Regions from separate parts of the Homo sapiens genome. Here region 1 is linked to region 2. A link is an interaction called in ENCODE POLR2A ChIA-PET data of the cell type or tissue named here. Cell type or tissue: A673. All regions are shown on one strand. Links, peaks and the distances in the headings refer to the core of each region. The heading gives the core; the rest is flanking DNA.

Evidence for each region. Peaks named below come from ENCODE experiments on the same cell type or tissue, not always from the same donor. Only the 100,000 strongest peaks of a DNase experiment are listed, where the experiment ranks them.
Region 1: POLR2A ChIA-PET joins it to region 2 with 5 read pairs; 1 of 35 experiments calls an interaction of 5 or more read pairs at or near these places.

What each region holds. Positions count from the first base shown.
Region 1 is chr9:86,628,399-86,633,122 of GRCh38, forward strand. No RefSeq gene overlaps it. Among named protein-coding and RNA genes, the nearest start is that of LINC02834, 78 kb to the right of the region's middle. In A673, for the core only: no CTCF peak of the experiment used is centred there; no DNase peak of the experiment used is centred there; H3K27ac peaks cover 396 bases.
Region 2 is chr9:87,032,105-87,036,828 of GRCh38, forward strand. The region is part of intron 1 of LINC02893 (long intergenic non-protein coding RNA 2893); the gene reads right to left. Among named protein-coding and RNA genes, the nearest start is that of LINC02893, 7.7 kb to the right of the region's middle. RefSeq lists an enhancer at 1,331-4,579. In A673, for the core only: no CTCF peak of the experiment used is centred there; a DNase peak (open chromatin) is centred at 2,137; H3K27ac peaks cover 864 bases.

The DNA.
Region 1 (4,724 bases), core at 298-4,297, 400 kb before region 2:
TATATATATATATATATATGATAGTGAGTTTGTTTAAAAATGATCTCTAAACTGTCATTGATGGGTTATGTTGAAAGTATTTGTGGATTAAAAAAATTTAGAGTGTTATCTCCCACAAGTATGAAATATGGCATTAACTATCCAAAAAATTACAAAAAATTAAATATTTCTTCTCTAGGTGAAACCAGCTCCTCCCCTCCTCCTTATTTATTACATTCTGCTTCTAAGCAGTACTTTTATTTGAAAAATGCATGCAAGTTACTGCAGAGCCTTTTATAAATCTCGTGCATGCACGCTTGTGCACACGTGTACACTCGGCAATTGAGCTAGAATGATTTACTGGAAAATTGATGTGTGATCTGTTCTGTCACTTGCCTTCCCCAGTTGGAAAAAAAATGACAGGTTCTCTCTCCATCTCACCCAATCTCTCTATCTCTCTTTCCCCAGCTTTAGAGATTTTACAGAACCCATAATCAATGCTGCTGTTTGAGAGCCTCCTCTTTTTGTATTTTATGAAATGTAAAGCCCATTGAAGACATTTCCTGAGGTGTCCTTGAGGGAATGGGAAGGGGGACGAGTGCATTGGAGAGCTGAACAGTGACAGCAGCAGCAAGGTGCAGTTTCTAAATCAGAGGTGTGGTCAGAGGCCAGCAGTTTCTCAAGTGATGGGACTTGTGCCTATAAAGTGAAATGTCTCAGCAAGACCTCAGGAGGCAAAAGGCTTTCTGGTGCTGTTGGGAAGGCAGGACTTTAGCATGAGGATTTCTCTTTGTAAATGGTCTCTGTTACCCCTTGAAAAAGAAAAGCCTGTTCACCCACAGGGAGACCTTGGGGCTTGTGACAGTGAGAAGAATAGGGTCTGGTAGCAGATTCTGTTTGCCAGAGGTGGACTCCACAATATCTTCCATCCTACATGCCCTTCTTTGATGTGGCCCTGCCACACTCTATAGAGGGGTGAGGTCTAGTTTCTCTCCCCTTGCATCTGGGCTGGCCTAGAGATTGGCTTGTAACCTGAAGTCGTGCAGCTTCTGCTTTTGTATTAGTCCATTTTCATACTGCTATAAAGAACTGCCCGAGACTCGGTAATTTATAAAGAAAATAGATTTAATTGACTTACAGTTCAGCATGGCTAGGGAGGCCTCAGGAAACTTACAATCATGCAAAGGGGAAGCAAGGCACCTTCTTCACAAGGCAGCAGGAAGAAGTGCCTGGTGAAGGGGGAAGAGCCTCTTATAAATCCATCAGATCTCATGAGAACTCACTCACTATCAAGAGAACAGTATGGGGGAAAAAGCCCCCATGATTCAATTACCTCCACGTGGTCTTTCCCTTGACACATGGGGATTATGGGGAATATGGGGATTATAATTCAAGATGAGATTTGGGTAGGGACACAGAGCCTAACTATGTCAGTTTTGGTCTTTGGCAAGTAAGTTCTCTGGGCACTCCTTCCAGGGGTGCTCCATTCCAGGACCCAGCTGGCTGCTATGCTGTAAGAAACCCAAGCTCGGTGGACAGGCCGTGTGTAAGCACTCCAGTCGACAGCATTGGCCAGGCTCAGTTTTGCAGCCATCCTGAACAGCTTCCAGATGATTCCAGCCTCTCGCTCTTCTTCTTCCCATCTGAGTCCCCAGACATTGTGGAACAGAGACAAGCATGCACAGGGTTCCCCAACTGAATTCCTAACCACAGCATTCATGATTGTACTGAAATGGTTGTTGTCTTATGCCACTAATTTTTTTTTAAATGAGCTTTATCAAGGTATTTTAAGACATGTCCATCAACCCAAAAATTTCATTGTGCTTTTTGTCATTAGTTTCCTCTCCTAATCCCAATCCCAGACAACTTCAGATCTGCTTTCTGACTCTGCAGTTCCTTCTTTTCTAGAAATTCCATACAAATGGACTCATATGAGTCTTTTTTTTTTTTTTTTGACACAAAGTCTCACTCTGTTGTCCAGGCTGGAGTGCAGTAATGCGATCTTGGCTCACTGCAACCTCCGCCTCCTGGGTTCAAGAGATTCTCGTGCCTCAGCCTCCTAAGTAGCTAGAATTACAGGCGCCCACCACCAGGCCTGGCTAAGTTTTGTATTTTTAGTAGAGATGAGGTTTCAGTATGTTGGCCAGGTTGGTCTCAAACTCCTGACCTCAGGTGATCCACCTGCCTCAGCCTCCCAAAGCGCTGGGATTACAGGCGTGAGCCATTGTGCCCGGCCTATATGAGTCTTTTATTTGAAGTTGCAGTGAGCTATGATTGCACCACTGATCCCCAGCCTGGGTGAAACAATGGGACCCTGTCTCCCAAAATAATAATAATGATAATAATAATAATATGAGTCTTTTCTGTTTTATGCCACTGCACTTTTGGGATATTTTGTTATGTAGCAATGAATGGCTGGAAGAACTTCCCTTTCCATTGTCTAGACATTGCATGAGTTTTATGAACAATTGTGCCCTTAAGGAGGGAAGGGTGCCTGATAATGGCTAAGACTGAATTCTCTCTTTAGGCTAATTTAAGTGGATTTAAAAGAAGTGGACATGTGCTGTTTCCTCTTTATCTGAGTTGGTAGACTAAGATTCATTTATGGTCTTTACCATGATGAAGTCAAGGGATAGGCCTATTTTTAGAGTAGTGTTTAAGGGTTCTACACATTTTCATGAAACACGAAGAGCTACTGAATATGACCAGCTGACCAGCTCTGCTCCCCATCAGCTGCCTGTAACTGGGAAATGCAGCAGATCTTATCCATCCTTCCTTCTGGTGCCACAACATAGACCTGCTGCCTCATTCCTCTATTCCAGGGCTGTAGAAGGCGACGAAGGTCACATTATCAAGTGGGAAACTATTGTGCCTCTGTTGTTTCAGGGAATTTTAGACTTTTAGAATCCCTTACAGGTTTGGGAGCTTTATATTTTTATTCTTTGCCAACCCAAATATCAAGAAGCCTGAGAGGAAGAATTGACTAGGCAAATGAACTGCCGTGGAGCTGTTTCTTATTTATAGGAAAGTAGTTATAAAAATCAAGGAAAGAGCCTGGTGCCCTTGCTTATGCCTGGAATCCCAGCACTTTGGGAAGCTGAGGCAGGAGGATCGCTTGAGCCCAGGAGTTGGAGACCAACCTGGGCAACATAGGGAGACCCCATCTCTACAAAAAATTTAAAAATATAGCCAGGTGTGGTGGTGCATGCCTGTGGTTCCAGCTACTCAGGAGGCTGAGGTGGGAGAATCCCTTAAGCCCAGGAGGTCGAGGCTGTGAGGCATATGGCACCCCTATACTCCAGGCTGGGAGACAGAGTGAAACCCCATCAAAAACAAAACCAAACAAAACAAAAGGCAAGGAGACAAAATCTATGGGGAAAGGAGTGGGTGAAAATTGAAGCAAACTCAGAAAAGTGTCCAAAATATTATGCCTAGAGGCAAACATAGGAAGGATCAAAAGAAAACATTTAGTCTCTCCTCACCCCTAATTTGCATGAAATCCAGTAAACACAAGTAAATGCACAACTAAACCGGGTTCTTTTCAACACCTCTGGGGAGGGCACTCACAAGTCCTCCTGGGGTAACTCAGAGCTATTTAAAAATAATAAAGGAAAAGAATACTGTTGACAGGTGCTATGTGCTTTGCTTGATGTAACCCTTGTTTCTCAAATTGGTTTGTCTCTAGGTAATATTTTTATTAATCCTCTCAGATGCTTTAGTGTCACTTCATTGAAATTAATTTTTTTGTTGTTGGTCCAGGTCTCTGCGGAAGATGCTCTTTGTGGAGTGAATCGTTAACTGGGGAGGAGGCCACCTAGATTCAGTTATAGAACATCGTGGATTAGATTGTCATACATCAAGGAGCCGAGGACCATTCCCTGGGTAGCGAAGGTGATTATGATTTATTGTAATTCTAAGTGGGCTCCAAGCTGGATAGAGGATTATCTGCTCATTACTCTCTCTTTGGAAAATCCAATCCGAAAGGAGGTCTTTGGAGGTCACAGATCTTTGGAGGGTCTTTGTGTCTTGTTTCTTAAGTCTGTCTTTACTCACGTGTTTATAGAGGACATAGATGAAGGCTGCTTGCCCCCTTTACATGGGACTGACAGTGCTCCCACTCAGTATGGCTCTCATCAGAGATCCCAGGAAACTCCCCCAAACCCACTGAAGTGAACTGTGGCTCAGACTCGGGAAGGAATGGCACATCCTGCATGTGTGTGTGTGACTCCTGGGTGATGTTCTCGGGGACAGGGGCGCCTTCTCCAGGAGTGGCCAGAGTCCTGTCTGACTTGGACCTGGTCATAACCCTGTCCACTGTGTCCTGGCCCTGTATTCTGCTGCTTTTCCATGAGCCTCACCATTTGGCCCACATCTGGCCGGCCCCAGAGCTCTTAACACTATTGGAGTTGCCAGTCTCTGCCTCAAATTGCACAACATTTAGGTTTTTTTTTTTTAAATACAGAGTAGATTTTCTACCTTTTTTTTTTTTTTTTTTTTGAGACAGGATCTCACTCTGTTGCCCAGGCTGGAGTACAGTGCCACCATCTCTGCTCACTGCAACCTCTGCCTCCCGGGTTCAAGCGATTCTCCCACCTCAACCTCCCAAGTAGCTGGGATTACAGGCACATGCCACCACACCTGGCTAATTTTTGTATTTTTAATAGAGACAGAGTTTCACCATGTTGGCCAGACTGGTCTTGAACTCCTGGCCTCAAGTGATCCACCCACCTCAGCCTCCCAAAGTG
Region 2 (4,724 bases), core at 450-4,449:
TGCCCATGGCCCCTTCCAGCTGTGTTCCTCTCTTTCTCTGAAGGGCTCATTATCTGGTAGGGCTTTTTTTTTTTTAATTAAATCTTACCTAAAACTCCTTTATGCTGAAGGCATGAAAGCTAAATGTCAGCAAAAATAAGGACAATAAAGATGTTTGAGAGAGAAAAGAATGTTTCATCTGTGATTGTGGATGAGGACCGGCATCTTTAAATACCTGTATCATTTATTTATGGAGGGTCTCACTTAATGATACATCAGAAATATCCTGCAAGGATGGGACACCATGTTTTCAGTCTTTACCCTATTACTAGCTATTCAGATTGTTTCCAGCTCCTTAATAAAGTAAACAATGTTCTAATAATCCTGTGTGTGTGTGGATAGATGGACAGATGGATGGATAGGAAGATGGGTGATAGATAAATATAGATAGATGATAGATAGATAGATAGATAGATAGATAGATAGATAGATAGATCCATCCATCCTAATGTACTGAGGCATTTTATTTCTAATGGAAGGATTCCACCAAAGTATAGGTGCTAGGTCAAACATTGTATGTATTTTTAATTTTAATAGAGATTGCCATAGTTTTCCATAAGCTATTAATTTGAAATTGAAGTTTTCAACATCTGAAGCATGATTATGGAATCTTTGAGTTTCTTGAAACATTTTGAAAACCACTGGACCTAGGATTTTTAGCTATTTTGTTTACCATGTCTGCCTATGTGGCCTTTGAGAAATGTGAAACTCTGTAAAATACCTTGATTATCCTATGATACAAAATAGAGAAAGAAAAATACCGGCTGGATGCTAGAAAATGGAGCTGAGGCCTGACTTCATGTCTTCCTAGACTAAGTTTCTGGTTAGAAAAATGGAAATAGGTCCCAATCGGGGAGGAAATAGAGCATTTATTTGATGCTGCCTTTCAGTACAAGCATTAAAATATGCCAAGTAATGGATGAAAGCCCTTTCTGATTATTTAATGAAGACATGGAATTCTGTGGAGTTCTGCTTCTTATGTGAATAAGAGACCCTCTAGCAATGCAATATTTCAGCTTCCATTTGTGCAAAATTAGATGAAACAAATTACTTTAAAAATAAACAACAACAAAAACCCAAGCTCAGAATCATGCATTCTTCTCAAAAGTAACTTCCTAAAATCAGTGTGAACAAGACTAAATGAAATGAAATAATTGTGAAATAAAGTCTAGAATGTATTCTTTGTGGAAAATTAATTCTAGCTCATAGGAAAGACTCAGTCTTAGTTAACAAATTTGGACAAAATCAGAATGTGCAGCAATTTATATCTGCTGCTCTGGATGTTTGGGTCCCCTTTGAACTCTGGCCTTAAATATTCTGATGGATTTTCTTCATAAGCCCTTAAATTCTCATGGGGTAGACTAATGGCCTTTTCAACAGGCACATGAATTTCCCCTTTTGCAGTCACCACATATGTAGGCAGTACATCTCTAGCAAATCTCCAGACCATCCCAGAGAAAGTAAATCCAGAAAAGAAGAAGGGAAGAGGGGGTGGGGAGGGCAAGAATTGTCCCCTGAGTAAACCTGCAATGCTCAATAGTTAGACTGAATGATGTGGTGGCATTGGAGGCAAAAAAAAAAAAAAAAAGAAAAGAAAAAAACACCTCTAACTTGAACTGCTAAGGTTTTTTAAAGGAAAGAAAAAGAGAGAAGGAAGGAAGGAAGAGAAAGAAAGAAAGGAAGGAAGGAAAGAAAGAAAAGAAAAGAAAGAAAGAAAGAAAGAAAGAAAGAAAGAAAGAAAGAAAGAAAGAAAAAGAAAAAAGAAAGAAAAGAAAGAAAGAAAGAAAGAAAGAAAGAAAGAAAGAAAGAAAGAAAGAAGGAAAGAAAGAAAGAAAGAAAAAAATAATCATGCAAGCAGGCAAACAAACAAAACAAGGTAAAGGGAAATGTTAGGATGCTTTCAATCAAGCCCTTTTAGATCAATTAACACCGTTGTTTATTTAATCTCCAAATTCCATCACATGTGGCAGGCAGGAGTGCTGTTCTTCTTTTCAACTGAAACAATGCAAAACATAGTCTGGATTCAAGGAAATCTTGCCAAAATCCCTGGCAATGTATCACTTTTTTAAGCCCTGTTTTGCTTTTGTGCTCATGGTAACGTTTGCAGCTGTCGAGTGTGGCTTCAGGCTGTCTGACTCCCTTGAGAGAATTTATGTGTTTTTCTACTTCCTTTCCTTATTAGGAGGCAGGAATCTGCGACACCTATTAGAACAAGTATGCATAAAGGGTAATGACCATGAGATTTATTAGTGGTCTGTTCTTCTTCAAATGAGCTCTCAGCCCCTGTTCCGCAAGGGCCATGCCCAGGTTTGAACTGGCCTCTGCTTTCTCGGCAGCAGGTGGGCAGAGTGGCTTTAGTCAAGGGGACGAGGAAAGATGTCGGCCTCTGGGAAAAGCTGGTTCTTTCTTCCACACCAAGGCACGGAAAAGAACCTGGAGTGTCAAGGTTTGGATTTAATGAATATGAAGTATTAGCTGACAAAGGTGAATGGGATCGAAATAGAAACATGAGCTAGATTTTCATAATAGCTCTGTGGCAGGAAAAAGGCTCCCAGAACCCTTTTGTTTTGTTCTTTTTAAAATGGTAGCGTGTGGGGGTAATTTTGTTCCTAGAGGTCTGAGATAGGGGAATGAGCCTTTCCTAGGAAAGCATGGGAATTCTTCTTTCCTCTGTTTCCAAGGAGTAAAAAGGTCGCCATTTGGGGAAAGGGATGACTTTGAGAAGCTAAAAGTGTGCTCATCTGCAGCGGACCCCTCACAAAAACGTTCAAACAAGGAGTCAGGAAAGAAGCTGCAGGTTTTAATAAAATCCACATATCAGCCCGAAAACACTGGGCCAACTACATCTCTGCCCAGCCTCCTGCTAATGTTTGGAGTCCAGACGGAAAGTTCAGGAGAACAAAATGCTTGGGGCCAAATTCATTTTCTGTGAAAATCACCAGTATGTTCAAGAAAACGTAATCCATATGTTTTTGATTCATTCGTCAAAACGTTTCAGTGAGCCACTGGGTGTCCACAAAGCTTGTCAGGTCATTCTTCTTCAAGGCAGAAAACCGTGTTTGGCCATAGAAGGTGGATTCTAACCCCAGAAAGGGCAGGTTCAAATTGAAACTCACTCTCAAGGTGTGAGTGGGCTCTACCTTGAAAAAATCTAATAGGCTCTACTGAGAAATACCAGGAAGAAGAATGAATACATTTTCCTCATGCAGTTTTTAGGCTGGAGATAGTAACTGGGGGAAGGCAAGGGGTCAATGTTCTTTTGAGCTTTTAAGCATGATCAATATTGTGAGATGAAGAAAATTATCTCGGTTACTCTTAGTCTGTTGAGAAAGTTAAAACTTCATAATCAGTTTTGTTTTGTTTTTTCTCATGAACTCTCAAAGATTCTTCTCCCCCCAGCATCTATGATCCCCTACCGGGTAGAGTCATTTTTACATCCCCCTAGTACAGTATCTGACACGTTCTAGTAGGCACCCAATGAATGCTGACCAGAACTGAAACAACAAATATATTTTTTCCTGTACTGATCAATACATAAAGGTTTGCTTCCACCTTGGGTGCAGTTATATCCAATAGCTTGTAGTATTAAAGTCAGAGAATAGGCACTCTGTGTTAAGAAAGTAAAAATGATACATAGACCTAATGGTGCAGATAAGTTGACAGGAAGATAAAGCTAAAAGGTTGGAAAACACATTAATTAGTTCCCCTCCTCTATCTGGGGTCCTCTGGCTTTTTCCATTTGGAGCATGCACTGGAATAAAGAAGGAAGGAACCTACTTCAGGCTTTGTCCAGAGTCATAGCAGAAGGAGAACATTTCATTACGGTGCTTCATGCAACTCACCCAGGTCCCCCGACACATTCACCCTGAACTGCATAAATCTCTCAGTAAGCAGCAAATGAGACCCACGTTTAGATTTCTGACTAAACTTCTGGCTTCTTTTCACATTTTGCGCAGTCATTTCAAGTGAGCTAGCCAAAGCTGCTAATTAAAGAGAGAATGATTTATTTCATAAGTTTTCTTTTCCCTCAGGAAACATAACTCAACTCCAGGCACAGCTAGTTTACCTCGCCCTAGTCAATAAATTACACCCACCTCATTAATAGTTAATTAGGAAAACTGGAAACCCCTTGACAAAACCTCAAGAAGGAAAGGGTCAGCCAGCTCCAAGCCAGAAATGTACAATGAGCCTGATCCGATGCTCCTTTCGTGCTCACAGGCCCAGGTGCCCAGTCCTGAGTGGGAGCCTTGGTTTCTCCCCACATGTTTAGGAAGCTCATTCTGCCCTGCGCTGCCCTCCTACAGTGAACCTTACATGCATGTCATCTTTGTGAGGTAGGGGACAAAAACCCTGTCTTTAACCTTCTTTTATAACTGTTAAGAATTTTTTTTTTAACTATGGCAACAAAAATCTAGAGATCAATTTTCCTTCAATGTAGTATATGTTTCTCCAACAATAAACACATCGCTAAGGTTTAACTTTCAGGAATAAGATACTTTTTTTTCTTTTCATAAAAAAGATCGCAAAGCTCATATACTGCTGACTCAGTCTTTCCATATATAAATATTAACTGGAGGAGAGCCAGACCATGCCAGCTCCCCTAGTTCTCTATATATGGCCAATCAGTGCATTGGTGCAATGCAAGAGGCAGATTTATGTACAATGAGAAATAGAAAACTAAGGTC